Regions from separate parts of the Mus musculus genome. Here region 1 is linked to region 2. A link is a loop called in an ENCODE intact Hi-C map of the cell type or tissue named here. Cell type or tissue: heart. All regions are shown on one strand.

Region 1 (8,000 bases), 110 kb before region 2:
GCACGTGCGGACGCCAGACACTTACCACACTTCCCCCCGCTCAGGTCCACATAGTACAGGGCTGACCTGGAAAGGTCAGAGAGACACTCAGCTCTATGGTCAGCTGGGCCGTAAGGGCCCTCTGGTCTGCCTGCTTTCTCACCTGCGATTGGTGCAGTAGCGGATACCTAGCCGGAAGGGTTCGTGCCACCAGCCCACAAACACCACACCCGTGTCTCCAGGGGCCCAGAAAGCCTGCAAACAAAACCACAAAGTAGGTATGAGCAAGACGTAATCGCTCAAGCAGGGGACCCCGACTCCAGAAGGGGCAAAGGCCATGTTGCTGCTGACCTGACCAGGGGACACATTTTCAGGGACGCCCTCAAGCACGGAGATGTTACCACTCTCGATATCCAGCACGCAGAGCACAGGGATGCTTTTGGAAACCATAGTTTCTCCCCAGTCTTCATAAAATACAAACTGGTCCCCCTGAGAACAGAGGACACTCAATGCCCAGGGTGCCTACAGAACCCTGACCTGCCTCCTAGACACTAGGGCCTCCCAGGTCCACCGGATGTAGGGCAGGGCTGCCCGGCAGGGCCTGTGTGGCCCGGCCACACCACAAGCACCTTGATGGCCTGGTCTGGCTTCTTCGGCCTGGCCATCTCCTCATCACTGGCACTGACGTCCAAGGCTTTGGTTTGAAAGAAGGACTCAGCTTTGGGACGCTTCTTCTCCGCCACATACAACAAGTGCGTCTCTGAGTGTGACCAGGAGAGGCAGCCAAAGCAGTCTGCATGCAGGGAGGGACGGTTAGGGGGAGCCCAATGCTATAGCTGCCCCTTCTGCCCACCCCTCCTGCTTACCAGCCAGGCGCCTCACCATCTTCATACACAGGCCCATGCTTCTCCAGTGCAGACAGGTTGAAACTCTTGAGCTTGCGGTTCTTCTCCCAGACCTGAAGATACCTGGGCATCAGGCTGCTTGCCCCTCCACAGGGCTTCACTTGTGGCACTAAGTGACCGGCTGGCTGCCACCTCATCCTTGCAAACTCACCTCCAAGAACTGTTTTTCCTCTCCCGAGACTGCACCTCCAGCCTTGCGCAGCACTGCTTTCATGGTGCCTGAAGGAGACTCTCTGCTCAGCAGCCTGAGAACAGGGGTTGCAGGTCAGGAAGGTGCCAAGTCGTCCCCCCCAACAGCCTTGTGCTGGCCCCCTTACTGGTCACAACCTCTTAGCTGAGTCTCTGTCTCTGTCTGTCTGTCTGTCTCTCTCTCCTTTCTTTATAAGCCCTTTTAGGTCTGGCGTTATAAAATCAGAATTGGCCGCACAGGAGGCTATCTCCCAGCTAACTGGGACTCTGAAATCATACCAGCCCATGAAGCACTCCCAGCCTCAAGCTGGCTGGCCTTTTTTCTCTTCCTTAGGTTACTGACTCGACTGTCTCCAGAGTCCTAGGGACCTAGGCCCTAGTTTAGAAGAAGCTCCTAGTATTTATCAGGCCATGTCTCCAGAGACCAGACAAGCTCTCAGGGGTCAGGCACCTTGCTCTTTGCTCCCCTGAAGCCACCCAAAGTTGTCCCTGAAGGGGATAGGCACAGAGCACAACACCCTAAGGACACATGGCGACATTTATGAAAGGCTAGCAAGGCAGGTGGCTGCGGTCTTGTCTACAGACTGCTCCTGTCACACTTACTCCCCCCGGGTTTCCACACTGTTGCCCGCAGGCCCGGCAAACACCACCGAGTCTCCATCATGGAACACTAGGTACTGGCGGCAGAATCGGATGTTCTCCATTCGATCCAAGTCCCTCTGAGTCCACTCTGCAAGGGAGGCAGGGGGCTGCTCAACTTGTCTGGGCCAGTTTGGACCACTGCCCACCAATCAAGGCCTATCTTTCCCAGTCTGTCTCCGGACAGCCTGAGTATAGCCTGGACAACACTTCACTTAATATAACCTAAGCCTAGGCTCCCAGAGCCTGAGCTGACGGTCAGAGAGAACCCACTACCAACCACAGAATTTTAAGGGCAACATAGCTGTTGTTGGGTTGTAGAATGTAAGGGCCGGAGAGTCCTGCGAGGCCCACACCTTGCACTCAGGTCTGAATTTTACTCCCACACCTTCAACTCATTTACGGAATTATTTATCAGTAAGGCTAGTGCAGCCCCCAAAACACCTGTGCGCAGGAACTACAGTTGGGTTTCCTCCCCAAACCCGTGTCAAGCAGCGTGCCCTCCACAGTCCCCATCTCTCCACCTGGATGCACGGCCCGTCGCCACCCAGTTCCCTCGGTCTACACACCAGTGTGCACAGTCCGATAGAGGCCCCCATACTGCGTGGTGACCTCCGGGCCCAGGCAGGCGGCGCTCAGCGAAGGCTGGCGGCTAAGGCCCCGGTACAGCGCTGCCGCCTCCTGGGGCTCACTCAGCAGCACCTGCGCAGGGGACACACCAGGGTCAGGCTCAGCCCGGGCTACGGAGGCCACGGGGGCCACGGGCCGAGCCCTCACCTGACGCTCCATAGTCGGTCTTTCGGTAGCAGCTAAGTCCCGGAAGTGAAGCTCCGGGGGCGGGGCCTAAGGCGGTCCCCAGTTTCCGCTACACTCAGTGGCGACCTGGGACCCGCAGGGCCCTGTATAAGCTCCGGCCAGTCGGCAGGGGGCGGGGCCTGGATAGTAAGAAGGCGGGGCCTACGAAGGAGCCGCCCGGAGGGGAGGAGCGGGAAACAAAAATTCAGTCGAAGACTAGGCAAGTGGGAGGCAGAATCAGGGAGTCGAGTCCTGGGATTTTTAGAGAGGGGAGGCTCCGAGGAGTGAGGGCGGACGTATAGCAGCAGAATACAGAGCCGGTGTTCAGAGACAGGGCAGGTCTGGGAGGAGTGAAGGAAGTAGGATTGGACTCCAGCCGACTGTGAGCTGAAAGCTGCGGGATCAGAGAGAAAGCCCTGAGCGTTCGAAGGGTGGGGCTTCGGAGGAACACTAATGATCCTTAAGGATGAGGGGGCGGGGGCGGGGGCGGGGACGGGTGGGAACCGAATACAGAGACTAGCGGGTCTGTGAAAGCGGAATGTTGCGGGGCGCCTCAGTCGCAGGGATCTCTTTCAGCGCTCTCCCCATCTACTGCAAGCCAGGCGATTAGGAGTGGGAAACTTAGGTTCCCGGGTGGAGCCCTGGGGCGCCGGGCAAAGGGCGGTGCTGAACTCTCTGGGTGCTACCCTGGCTTATCAATCACCAGACTTGCCCCTAAAGCTATCTGTTGCCACAGCCTTAACCCGCCCTTCTCAGAAGCTCCTTGCTGCGGATCGTGAGCCGACTGGGTCTCAACCTACTCCAAGGGCCGATGTGGAGGGTCAGACTTCACCTAAGAGCAGCGAGCGTGCTGTGGAAAGAAGAGCCTAGGCAGACAGTCTCCTGCACACGACACAGGACTAGGTTGACTTAGGTGACAGCAGAGAGCAAGAGTGGTTGGGCAACAGTAGGTATCTCCCCCTCCTCCATATAGCTTGAGAGTGGCTGGTCTTTTAGACCAGCTATGGGCCCCCTTGAATGAGTGCTTTCTTTCTTACTTGAGGCAAAATTGATACTCTTTAATCTCTGTTTCTTATTTTCTAGTGCTGCTTAACTTATATTTGTTTAGTTTCTCTACGTAGTTCTGGCCTCAAACTCACAGAGACCCACCTATCTCTGTCTCCCAAGAGCTGGGATTAAATGTGTGGGCTATGATATCCAGCTTGAACTATTCTTGACTATACTAAGGATTAAAGTCTCAGCCATGGGGGACTGGGGGGGGGGGGGGAGTTTCGAACAAGGTAGGCAGATGTAAAGCTTGTTTGATAGCACCAGGGGGCAGCACTTGCCCATCTAGCTCCTGGGAACCAGGATCCTGAAAACTGTCTGGTGGCTTAGGACAAGCCTTTGCACCTTCCTGGAGGGTCATGTTTGAATGGCTTGGTGTTGACTCCGCCTCAATTGTGCCAACATTTCTGAAATTTTGCTCTTTCTCATTTTTTTCTTTAATCGTGGAGAATACTGTCACAAACGTTGGCATCTACCTGTTTGGCTAAGTGTTCCCACTTCAGAAATCACCCCGAGACTGTCTGAAGGTTGTTTATATCAAGTCCTTTTATTCTGATACCACAGAAATACCTTGTCACAGTACAGGGGAGGGACACTGAAGTACCACGAGTTCTCACAGAGCACAGGAGGACGGCACACAATTCACAAGGTCATGTGGAGGACTCGGGTCATTGCACTTACAATGTAAACTTGTTTGTTTGACTTTGTACAGCACTCTCCCCCCTCACAGAGAGAAGGAGAGAGAGGGGAGGAGGAGGGGAGGGAAAGCAAAAACAAGACATAGAAGCTAGAGGGAGAAAATGTAGATGGCCACCACTCTCTAGGGTACCACACTTGAGAGGAATTGATTTGACCCCAGAGGCTGAATGAGACTCGTGCACACACGCACAAACACACACACACACTCACACATACATACATACATACACACACACACACACACACACACACACTCATGTACATGTGCTTACACATACAGTATCTCATGACTTCTATGGCTCTCCAGTGCCACCCGGTGCACATGGTAGCAGGGTGCTGGCACCCAGGGAGACAGAGATGGCATCTCCAGAGAGTTTCATTTGATTATATATGTCCCTCCGGCCCTGATGGAGTCCATGATGACACATTATTTACAGCAAGGGAGGAGAAGGGCTATTGGGCAGGACTGTACTCTCACGGACAAGGACCTGCCTGGAAAACTCCCCAGAGGCTCCAGCATACAGACCAGAATTGCTGCCCTGGCTGTTCTTTCAGTGTGGGCCCTGAGACTGTTCACCCTGCCCAAAGAACAGGAAGAAGATGGTGCGAGGACCATCCCTATGAAGTGAGTGTGTTGAGGCCTTGCGTGGGCAGAGGAGGGTGCCCTTGCTTATGACACTAAGAGGGGAGAAAATGGAGGTCTGGGCTCTACACAGAGTCAACATAAGGGCCAGGGATACCTATGGCCTAGAAGACTCCTGCAGTCATATTCACAGAAGGGCAAAGATCTGTCCTGTGGGCACAGCCAGGGATAGAGTAGCAGATATCAGAAATGTCAGAAAAGAAATGTGCTGTAAAGTTAATACTTTAGAGCCTAGGGGTCAGCCAGAGACTGACCCGTGGACACCCTGCCTGCCCTCATCCCCTAGTCTAGCCCCTTGACTCTGAGAGGAAAGGAATACAGTCATGGTCCCAGGTATCTAGACCCTGGGCACATCCTGTACACACCTGGGCCTGGGAGTTCCTCAAAGAGGGCCTTCTTCAGCCCTTTTAGCGATGGCCCCATATAGCCCAAGTTTGATCTCTGAGATATTCCATAGTGTGAAGAAAGCTAAATCCCGGGAACTCGGGCTCTTAAGTCCAACACAGCTTGAAGTGTCCCAACCACAGCTGCCGATGGTGGGACAGGATCCCACACTAAAGGATTTATAAGCCTTGTAAAAATGCATGAGAAACGTGAACCCCTGAGAAATGCATGGTATACACCAAAGCTCTCTGGAGGCAGGCCAGACTTTAGGGGTCAGGCAGGTACTGTCTGCCCTACTCCTGGGCCAGTGAGGGAGATGCTGACAACAGTGTGATACTTATGCCTCAGAGGAGGCAAGTCCTGGGGCAGATGTGGAGAGGGTTACACCAACCCTTCAGTAAGTTTTGCTCTTGAGAGACCTTCTGGGCTCAGTTTGAAGCTGTTATTTATGTGAACAGTTTTTTCCTGAATGATATTTTCAGCCATAGCCAGCTCCTTCTGGGTACCTTATGACCCCTGGCTCCACTCCAGATAGATCTCTTGGCTCACAATCCTTTAAGCTTCTTCATCACAAAGGAGAGACATAGAGCAGAGTCAGTCAAGATCTGGGAATCATAGGGCACAGCCAGGATCCCTTGGCTTCTGCCTCTCCACAGATGTGCCCCAAGCTTTGCCCTTGAGCAGTACCCCACTGGGAAGATGTGACCAGTTTCTTTTGGCTCAGGCCTGGGATAGGAGGAAAAATGATATACAAGTAGAAATCCTACAGCAAACCCACAGAATGTCCATACACATGCATCCTGTGCGGGCTCCCCTCTCTGTCTAGTCTAAGGTTTGTTTTTATCTGCTATTGTACACAGATAAAAACTGCAAGGTGTCTGGGGCCTCACTGCCTGCTCCCTGGCCTGGCAAATGTAGGCAGTTCTGGCAGGTCTTTACTAGCGTGTCCCAAAGTCAGGGAGAAGCGCTCCTAAAGGAGAGGTTTGGAGGCGAAAAGAACTCCAAGCAAGAGGTCGGGCATTTAAAATGAATGAAATCGTGCAAAGAAGCTTCGAGCCGTGCATGCTCCAGTGCCAGACAGGCGGCGACTCACCTGGCAAGCAGCGAGTCCTGCCACAGGTCAAACATGCCACAGACTTAAAATTTACACATGCACACCTGCACACGCGCATACACACACACACACACACACACACGCACGCACGCACGCACGCACGCACACACGCACTCACGCTCTCCATTTCTCTCTCACACACACAGAATGTGGGGACAAGGATTGGGTTGGGGTGATGGTATGAGCAGATAGAGCTATCCAGTTTCTCAACTGCATGTTTGCAATTAACTCCTTATATGTAACACGGAATTTATTAAATATTAACAGTTGTCTTTGAGGGTTTATATTTCATTGCATAGAACATTAGAGATGAGACTTGTGGCTGGGCCCGAGATGAAGGGAGGCCTCCCAGGGAAGGGCTTTGGGGAGGCATGTAGCCCAGTCCACGAGGTGAATGGACGGTGTTATACTCCCCTTACCTCACAGGTCTCTGAAGCTCTCCCTTGGCTCCTCTGCTCTGAGCACACCCACTGCTGATGGCTTAAGAAGACAGTAAACAGGCGGGCTGAGGAGCCTCCCTAGACCTCGCCCTGGGTTTGTGCTCTTGGTGGCCTGCTGCCCGCTATTGCTTCTAAATCAACGTTTCTCCCTGTGCTGAGCAGGGGCAGAGCAGAGAGGAAACCAAACCATCAGTCACGAGGTTGCGGGGTGGGGGTGGGGTGGGGGAGAGACAAAGGGATAAAAGCAAAGAAAAGAAAGGGAGAGAAAGAAAAATAAAACAACAACAACAAAAAAATGTTCATGAGGTATACATGTAAATCAAACTGGAATGATTAAGGCTGTTCCTGAAATCAAAAGAAATCCTCAGGTGTAGAGATGAGGAGCCGAGGAGCCGGCTGGTCGAGACAATGGCGGTGCTGCTGGGGTGCTCACAATGGCTGGGGGGATGGCTTTAAGGTGATGGCAGGCATGCCTAGTTACGCTGCCATCCACGGGCTGGGAGAAGCCTCAGCCGGTGCCCACGCTGCGTTTCGGTGCTATGGCCTCTTGTTTCAGCGATGAGACAGTGTTAGGGTCCTAATGTTTGTAAAGTTCTCCCAAACCCATGCTGGCCATGTGGACGTCTGCTCCAGTGTCACCCCCAGAGCAGGGTGACGAGGGCAAGGCCTTATGGCCACACAGGGATCCGGGCCAGCTGGAATGTGAAGGAATCGGAGCCCAGGGCCCCAGCCCTCAGTCAAAGCCCCTCTCCAAGGCTGTGGAAAAAACTTCTGGCATCTTAGAGGAGGGCAGTGTGCACCCAAACTCTGTGTATAACGCATTGGAAGCCTGGTGGCCAGGCCACAGGAGGCTGCGGGAAGAGCAGCAGACAGCAACAGCAGCAACCGCGTTCTGGTGAGGAGGGCTCCTCGCTCCCAAGGACGGCTGGCCTGAGTAAGGCAGGGTCTCTTGAAAGACATGAAAGGTCCCCCAAGCCAATGGTCCCATTGGTCCGGCAGATGCTTCACCTAGGTCGCTGCTGTGAGAACACATGTCATTCTCATGCTTGGTTGAGGCCTGCCTGCTGGGGCCCGCCTGCTGGGAATCTTTGGGCCAAAGGTTTGCCAGCTTGTAGATGCTTTGAAAAGAGAAGGAGAGAGGGAGAGAAGGAAGAAGGGTTTGTTGT
Region 2 (8,000 bases):
AAGACCTTCATGGCAAAGATGCCCTAGTGTCTGCCAAGATGGGTGGTTTCAGTCAGTTAAACTTGACTGATGTTTTGAGTTAGGTTCTAGAGATACAACAGAGTCAAGACTGTTGAAACTATTATGTCTTCAGCTTGTGATATCCAAGTCTAACCTTTGCCAGTCTGCTGCTCAAACCAGACCCCGAACCCAATGCACTTGCTTCCTGGCCCTCAGTGTCCTGACCTGTAGTAGTGAGTTTAAGCATGGTATCACCAGACAGTGAAGGCTGACACTACCCTTGGACATTGAGGTTGTCTGAGGAGACACTGCCCTGGCTGCCCCAGGATCTGGGCTGGGTGGGAGCAGGTGTCAGTTAGGCAGCAACATCTGGGTTACCGTTACTATTTCTGTATTGCTAACCCCTCCAGCTGGGAGGCCTGGTGTGAGCACCAGCTTTCCGGGAAGGCAAAAAGCTGACAGTGCAGACTAGGAATTCCAAGTAACAAAAAAAGAATTCCAAGTAACTCTGGGCAAAGGACGGGCTCCATCTGCTGTAAGCAGAAAGGCCGTGAGCAATTGAATTGTCTTCCCCATCTTTATTAATGCTAATTCCATACAGGCTCACCCCTGACCATTCCCAAGGCTGCTCTAAGAATCCTAGCCCTTCCTGAGCCTGAATCTCTCTAAGGAGGCTGGAGTTCCAGGAGTGTGCAGCCTCAGGACCCACAGCAGGGTTGTGGGGAATAATTATCATAGAGGCAGGGCCCAGGGACTCACAGTCAGCACTTCTTCAAGCTCTCATTTGCACTACATTCCCTTTAGTCTTAATTGTTTGTTTGTTTGTTTGTTTTGAAACAAGGTCTCAGTATGTAGCCCTGGGTGTCCTGAAACTTGCTATGTAGACCAGGCTGGCCTCAAAGTCACAGGCAAAGTCACCTGTCTTTGCCTCCTAAATTCTAGGATTGAATACATGTACCACTGTAGAGGAGGGAAACCTTGAACTTTTCCTGTATTCACCTCTGCGGTGCTGGGATTGTTGGTCTTCCAAGGCACATCTGGTTTTTATGGTGCTAGGGATGGAACCCAGGCTTTATGCTTGTTGGGCAAACACTACAAACTGAGCTGCACCACTGTCCTCACTCTAAGCATACACTAGACACAGGAAAATCAAGTATTCTCATCTCATCCCAACACACACACACACTCTCTCTCACATACACACACACACACACCCTCACATACACACACTCACACACATACACACACTCACATTCACACACATACACACACTCACACACATACACACACTCACATTCACACACATACACACCCTTACATACACACACTCACACACATATACACCCTCACATTACACACATTCACACACATACACACCCTCACACACACACACATATCCTTACATACACACACTCACACACATACACACCCTCATGTACATATACACCCTCACACACACACATACACATGCTACAGGACATGAGCTCCTGCATCCAGCAGGTCTACATCCACATCAGAATCCCCATGGCCAGTTCCTGCCCATCTCAACCCTGGGCTCCCTGAGGATGAATGCATCTGAAACAAAGCTAGTTTCCTCTCAGAGACTCCCTCAGAGGTCCACCCACCTCTGACACTAACTGGACCAGCTCTTTGCTCCACCTCTCTTTCCCAAGACCTTCTTTAGAAGACGTTCTAAGACTTACAGTGGTTCTCAACCTCCCCATAGCTGAGACCCTTTGATACAGTTCCTCATGTTGTGGTAACCCCCCAACCATAAAATTATTTTCGCTGCTACTTCATTACTGTAATTTTGCCACTGTTGTAAAGTGTAATGTAAATATCTGTGATTTCTAATGTCTTAGGCAACCTCTGTGAAAAGGCCATTTGACCCCAAAGGATCAACCCCCAAGTGTGCTCTCAACCTTAGACTGTTAACCGTAGGTTCCCTTAGTATCTAAGGGAAGTGGGGCATGATCCTGGAGCACTAAGTTCAAGTCACTGTGTAGGAAGGCTGACTTATCCTCAGCTTGCCCCATTGTGGTAGGCTCCAAACTTATCTGTCCCTATATCCTGAGACTAAGCTACCCTGTAGACAGAGAACAACAGCGTTCTTGGCCAGCTAGCGATCACCTGCTCTCCCAGTGTGTGCCGGGAGCTGGACAGTCTGAGGAAAGGCATTCTCTGGCGTTTCAGGGCACTCAGGCCCCAGGTCCACAAGAGAATGAGCCACCAATTCTCCATCCCCATTCGTTTCTCGGGTCATGTTCTTTGCCCAGGAGTACAGACTAAAACGACTCCAACAACCAGATGTGCCTAACTGCTAGTCTAGACGCTCCCAAATCCCGAAGTACCCTATCAGGCTATCCCCTGCCTCGGATGCTCTCAGGATCGAAGAAGGAGAGACTACAAATCCAACAAACCCAAATTGTGGAAATTAGACTCCATGGAGCACAGGTCTTAAAGTAAGAGAGAACTTTGTGCTGGCAAAGGATGAGGGTCTCCCCAACCCACGTTTATTTGTTTAGTAATCTGAATCAGAAACCAACTTTCAAGAGTTCTCTTTCCAACATATGGATCACGAGATCAAATTCAGGCAACCGCCCTTACACTAAGCCATCTTGCTAGGACGAGTAGTTAGAATCCTAAGGACTATATAATACACCAGAATTCAAACTTTGCAGGCAGAATTCAAACCCCAGAGCAGAAGCCAGCGCAAAGCCAGGGCCTCAACGTCACCCATTCCCCTGCAGGCTTCCTTTTAGGAGAGAGAATGTATTATGTGAATGACAGCCTCGGATTACCAGACACATTCTCAGAACCCAGCAGGGTAGTGAAGCCTGAGCGCCACTAGAGGACCGCTCCGCCCGCCTCTCTGCTTCAGTCCTGCCCACATCCGGGTGGCCCCTCCCTTCCCAGCTATGCTGGCGCAATTTAGCCCCTCCCTCCCTAAGTCATTCCAGCACACAGCCCGACTTTCTGATGCCTGCGGCATTCTTGTTCCCACCCACAACCCACCTCTTCAAGCCCCGCCCACTGCTGGCCTCTTAGTCCTATAGCGCTATCTCCTGGTAGTCGGGAGACATTGTTCTCCTTTGGGGCTAGTCAGCTGGGGCTTCCTTGGCGTGCTTGTGGAGCCACTATCAAATTGAGACCTAATCCTTGCTCTGGTCCTGAACCTGCCTAGAGATCTGGGCTTCACAGAACCCCCAAGAGACGTGGTCTCAGATGAAATTCGAGTCATCTTCAGCAAAGTAGGTGTCAACTGTTGCTCCTACCACTGGAATTCCCAGCAGATGGGCACCCCTCCTTTAAACTACTGTCTCCTCTGCATCTTCTAGAGTCCTCATAAAGAAGTGGTAAATCCATCCCTCATTAGGAGGTTTATTTAAAATGTTGGTCTTTATTGGGAAGAGAGGCTCCTTGGTCTTGCAAACTTTATATGCCCCAGTACAGGGGAACACCAGGGCCAAGAAGTGGGAGTGGGTGGGTGGGTGGGGGGAGTATGGGGGACTTTCAGGATAGCATTTGAAATGTAAATGAAGAAAATACCTAATAAAAATTGGAAAAAAAAACACCTTGATCTTCTACAATACAAACAAAATAATAGTGTTGGGGTCACACCTAGGAATGGAACTTGCCTTACGCTAGTTTGGAAAAATGTGGCCAACTTCTCTGCCTTAGCCATCGTGCATCAAAGACAGTAATTTATAGAAAGTGAGTAAAATAAATAACTTTTCTTTCTTTTTTTCTTATTTTCAAGATAGGACCTCACTGTGTAATCCTAGCTGACCTGGAACTCAAAGAGATCTACCTTCCTCCCAAAATGCTGGGGTTAACAGCAAGTGCTACCACACCGATTATCTTTTCCCTTTCATTTTCCTTTTCACTTTTAAAGATCTGTTTTTATTTATGTGTAAGTGTATCTATGTTAAATGTATGTCCTGGGTGTGGGTCCCCACAAAGACCAGAAGAGGGCATCCAGGAGGCTGAGACACCAGATGTGGGTGTTAGCCACTGAACTTGGGTCCTCAGGACTAACAAATAGCAAGTGCTCTGAACTGGAGAGCATTTCATCTCTCCTGCTCCCCACCTCCTCTTTTTGGGGGGCGGGGATGGTTTTGAGACAGGATTTCTCTGTATAGCCCTGGCTGTCCTGGAACTCACTTTGTAGACCAGGCTGGCCTTGAACTCAGAAATCCGCCTGCCTCTGCCTCCCAAGTGTTAGGATTAAAGGTGTGCACCACCATGCCTGGCGCCATCTCCCCTTTTTTGAGACAAGATCTTGCTAAGTAGTCTTGGCTGGAGTGGAACTCACCATGCAGACAAAGCTGGCCTCAAACTCAGAGAGGTTCATAAACCTCTGGCTCCTGAATGCTGGATTACAGTGTGTGCCACTGCAGGCTTTTTGTTTTAAGACAGTCTCATGTAGCCAAGACTGATCTCAGATTTTTTTATGTAGCCAAGACTGTCTTCAACTCCTCTAATGCCTCTGCTTCACACACGCCAGGATTACAGGCGTGTGCTACTGTGCTAGACTGATAGGGATTTGTTTTGTTTTGGTTTTGGTTTTTTGGGTTTTGTTTTTTTTTTTTTTGTTTTTTGTTTTTTGTTTTTTTGAGACAGGGTTTCTCTCTGTAGTCCTGGCTGTCCTGGAACTGACTCCATAGACCAGGCTGGCCTCGAACTCAGAAATCCACCTGCCTCTGCCTCTCGAGTGCTGGGATTAAAGGCGTGTGCCACCACCGCCCGGCCTCTGATATGGATTTTTAAGACAGCAATACTGAAACTAAAATTTAGCTTTGAAGGACCGGTATTTGAGAATAGACCTTGCGTATTGTAAAGAAACCAGGGAAGAGCTCCTCCTAGCGGCTCGTTTGGCAGGAGCATAGAAAAAGAAGCTAGAAGCTACATCTTAGCAATAGTCTAGAAGCCAGGCGAGTCACCGTTCATAAACACACTAGGTCCTCTAGCCAACAGCCTTGTCTCGCCCATGATTGATCCAGAGAGCTTGGCTCTCACGGAAGTGTCTACACAAGATTGCTAAGAATTCAGATCCTCTGCTTTTCTCTCTACCTCTCTTGAGGGCCGACTCTTGACTATAATCCATTATCTCAACTCCATGCCCCAGTTCACTGGGTATCTTGGAGCCCCTTGGAGACAGCACTGTCCTAACCTCAATAACAGACTGGAGAGCCTTGCTGGAGGGATCCCAGGAAGTAGCCCTGCGTCAAATCAAGTAGAAAAACAGGTTCCTCTTAGTACCCTTCTGCCTGCCCCCTGCCCTCCTATCACCTTCTGTTCATAGGCAGACTCACTTCCACCAAGACAAGATCATAGGAACTTGGCCTGAGGGCTGGGGAGCAGGCCATCTACCAGGCTCAACAGCAACTCACCTCCTGCAAAGAAGACAGGAAGCAGCTGGAGCCCCGTGCAGCCTGTAGCTTCTCGATCATCCTCAGTTTCATCTTAAGCTGAGCTTTCTGAGGGTCAGCTTAACTGAGAGCAATTGTGGGGTCATCTACGGGGTTCCTGCTGCAATGCTTAGAAGGCTCCGTGAGGCATGTGCCTTTGAACACTTGTCAGGAGTCTTTCCTGATGTGGTATCTTTGGACAAGGTCTCATGAGTCCCAGGTGAAACTTACTAAGTAGCTTACTCTGTCCTTGAACTCCTGATCCTCTTCGCTCCACTTCCCAAGAACTTGAGTTATTGGTGTGCCCCACCATGTCTGCCCTTGTGCCTAGGCTGGTTTTGCCTTGGCATTTTCAAGGTGCTACACATTTATATCCTAACTGCAAACACTTTTGGACCATCAGGAAAAGTGGGGTGCAAAGACTCATGGTGAGCTGGTAGAAGCAGAGACAAACCAGAAGAGGCACCGTTTTTTTCTGTAACCACTGGCCCTCTGGCAACAACTGCTGCATCTCTACTTCCTGTATGAGCATTGTCCCAGGAGAACACCTGTCCTTTCCTAGATATGGAGTACGCTCATTCTACCTAGGCCCGTCTACATCCTGACAGGCACCACCTTAGGGCTGGCCACCCAGAATCTGGAAGCTCAAGCACAAAGCACCCTGGTTAGAAACCGCTCGCTAAGGTTACCAGCCAATCCCAAGCCCATAGGTATTTTTGGACAAAAGACGATAAAAGCCACAGTAGAGTTTCCATCAGCATAGCTCCACCCCAGCCTTCAGAGAGGCTGCCTCTTCTGAGGCACATCTCCCATCACGCTCCACCCCATCCACTAGACTCCCAGTTATACCCTACCTTGGCAAATGAGGAAACTGAGGACTAAAGTTAGTCTTGACTAAAGGCAGAAGGAGCACTAGAAGCAGCTTGCGTATTGGCAGAGGTCCCGGCGGCACAGAAATGGCAGCTTCTGCAGAGGTTCCCTGAGCTGCCCTTCTCTACCATGATTGATCCTCTCCCACCATTCACGCCCAGGAACCAGAAGATCCCAGGTAAATAGACAGTCAGAGGCAATGACATTGTAATAAAGACACTGCTTTTATTTAGTTTGATATGTTTCTATACAGAATGCAGAAAACACATCTTAAAATCATATAGAAGGAAATAAAAACACGTCAGTGGTTGGTGAACACTTGAATGTGAGATTGGCTCTCTGTCTCAGAGTCTGATGGCCATCGCCGGCTCAGGGAGGGGGCTGCCTGCAAAGGCATTGTTGCTGTTGTTATTCTGTTCACTGCCCCACTGCCTCCAGTTGCTATGACAACAGGCCACTTTGGGCCTGCCTCCTCTCTACATGGCAATGCCCAATGGTGGGGTTGCTAAGAGCAACAAGAGTTATCTGGAGGGCTTCCCAAAGCCCTCACCTGGAATACTGGGATTTGTTTATTTGTTTATTTATTTATTTATTTTTGATGAGGTCACCAGAAATAATTTCATCGGATCAGATCCCTGCTCTTGACTCTGGGACATCAGGGAAACTCCAGCTCGGACCAGAGCTTGGGAGCACAAGGCCCAGTCACCAGCCATCCATGAAGCACTCATCGGCAGACTCCCGCATGGGGAGTGCTCACTACAAAGAACCCTCCTGGGGGCTGAGCAGGAAGGGTAGGCCTTGTGGAGAAAGCAGAAGAACCACCATTTGGAAGCAACCCTTCTGAACTACTGGCCTTTCCTTCCTGAGACAGCACACCCTCTGCTCAACAGTCGATATGGCTTAGAAGGTACTGCTCCGTGTGCAAAGGGAGCCTGGGTCCACCCACCCACCCTCCATCAGGGAAGGGATACATTATTGCAAAAGGCATTCCTCCCTAAAAGGTACCCGAAATAACTCAGACATCAAGAAAAGGCATGCTCAAAATGGTTTCTTCCAAAGGAGGAGAATCAAAGCAGAGTGGGTGCCCCTGAGTCATGGGACAGAGATGCAGACAGATGGACGATGTTCTGCTAAAAAAGGCAAAGGAAGCCTCTATGTAATCCAGAATTTAACCCATTAGGAAAAGAAGGAGGGGAGGGTCCAAATGAGCAAAGCCATCAGTCCCATGGAGTTGACACTAGGAGCTTATACAAACTGCTGCTAAGCATCACCATTTTTTAATCTTTTTTTTTTTAATAAAACAATTTGAGGCTGTATAAAAACTTTAGTAAAAAATTAGCTTTGAGAGCCCACAGACTTTTACTATGAACTATTGCTGGCACTCCTCCCCAGCCACAGGCCCACGGCCCAGGACTGGAGCGCCAGAGAAGAGGGGCAGGGTATATGGGGTAGGGCTGTGGACTGTTGGGACAAAGTGGCCAAGGTCAAGTGAGGAAAGAGCATCACATGACATAAAAATATTGCATCTTCACCAAAATGTCCCCCACTGAGTGTTTCAAAGACCGTGATATTCCTTTTAAGAGGGAAGGGAAAGAACAGAACCAAACCAAACCAAACCACAGAGAAGGGAAAAGAAAGGTTGATGAGGTGGAGTCCTTCGACCTTCCCAGGTGCCCCTACGAGCAGCTGGCCCACCTTGGAGCACCTAGGTTGGAGGCC

Evidence for each region. Peaks named below come from ENCODE experiments on the same cell type or tissue, not always from the same donor. Only the 100,000 strongest peaks of a DNase experiment are listed, where the experiment ranks them.
Region 1: it touches region 2 in a loop (6-fold over the local background); 33 of 42 quality-filtered maps call a loop at or near these places.

Annotation. Positions count from the first base shown.
Region 1 is chr9:108,091,946-108,099,945 of GRCm38, forward strand. Apeh (acylpeptide hydrolase) reads right to left here and starts at 2,535. Exons shown (of 22, transcript NM_146226.2): 1 at 2,490-2,535; 2 at 2,282-2,414; 3 at 1,677-1,803; 4 at 1,036-1,129; 5 at 862-937; 6 at 609-772; 7 at 331-468; 8 at 143-234; 9 at 26-66. The coding sequence starts at 2,501. Bsn (bassoon) reads right to left here. Exons shown (of 12, transcript NM_007567.2): 12 at 4,077-7,952. In heart, CTCF peaks have their summits at 2,616 and 3,839 (motif pointing right); DNase peaks (open chromatin) are centred at 1,764, 2,676 and 3,214; H3K4me3 peaks cover 3,989 bases; H3K27ac peaks cover 5,373 bases.
Region 2 is chr9:108,198,380-108,206,379 of GRCm38, forward strand. Dag1 (dystroglycan 1) reads right to left here. Exons shown (of 4, transcript NM_001276482.1): 4 at 6,482-8,000. Among named protein-coding and RNA genes, the nearest start is that of Bsn, 12 kb to the left of the region's middle. In heart, CTCF peaks have their summits at 3,044 (motif pointing left), 3,960 (motif pointing right) and 4,875; DNase peaks (open chromatin) are centred at 2,942 and 4,862; H3K4me3 peaks cover 926 bases; H3K27ac peaks cover 658 bases.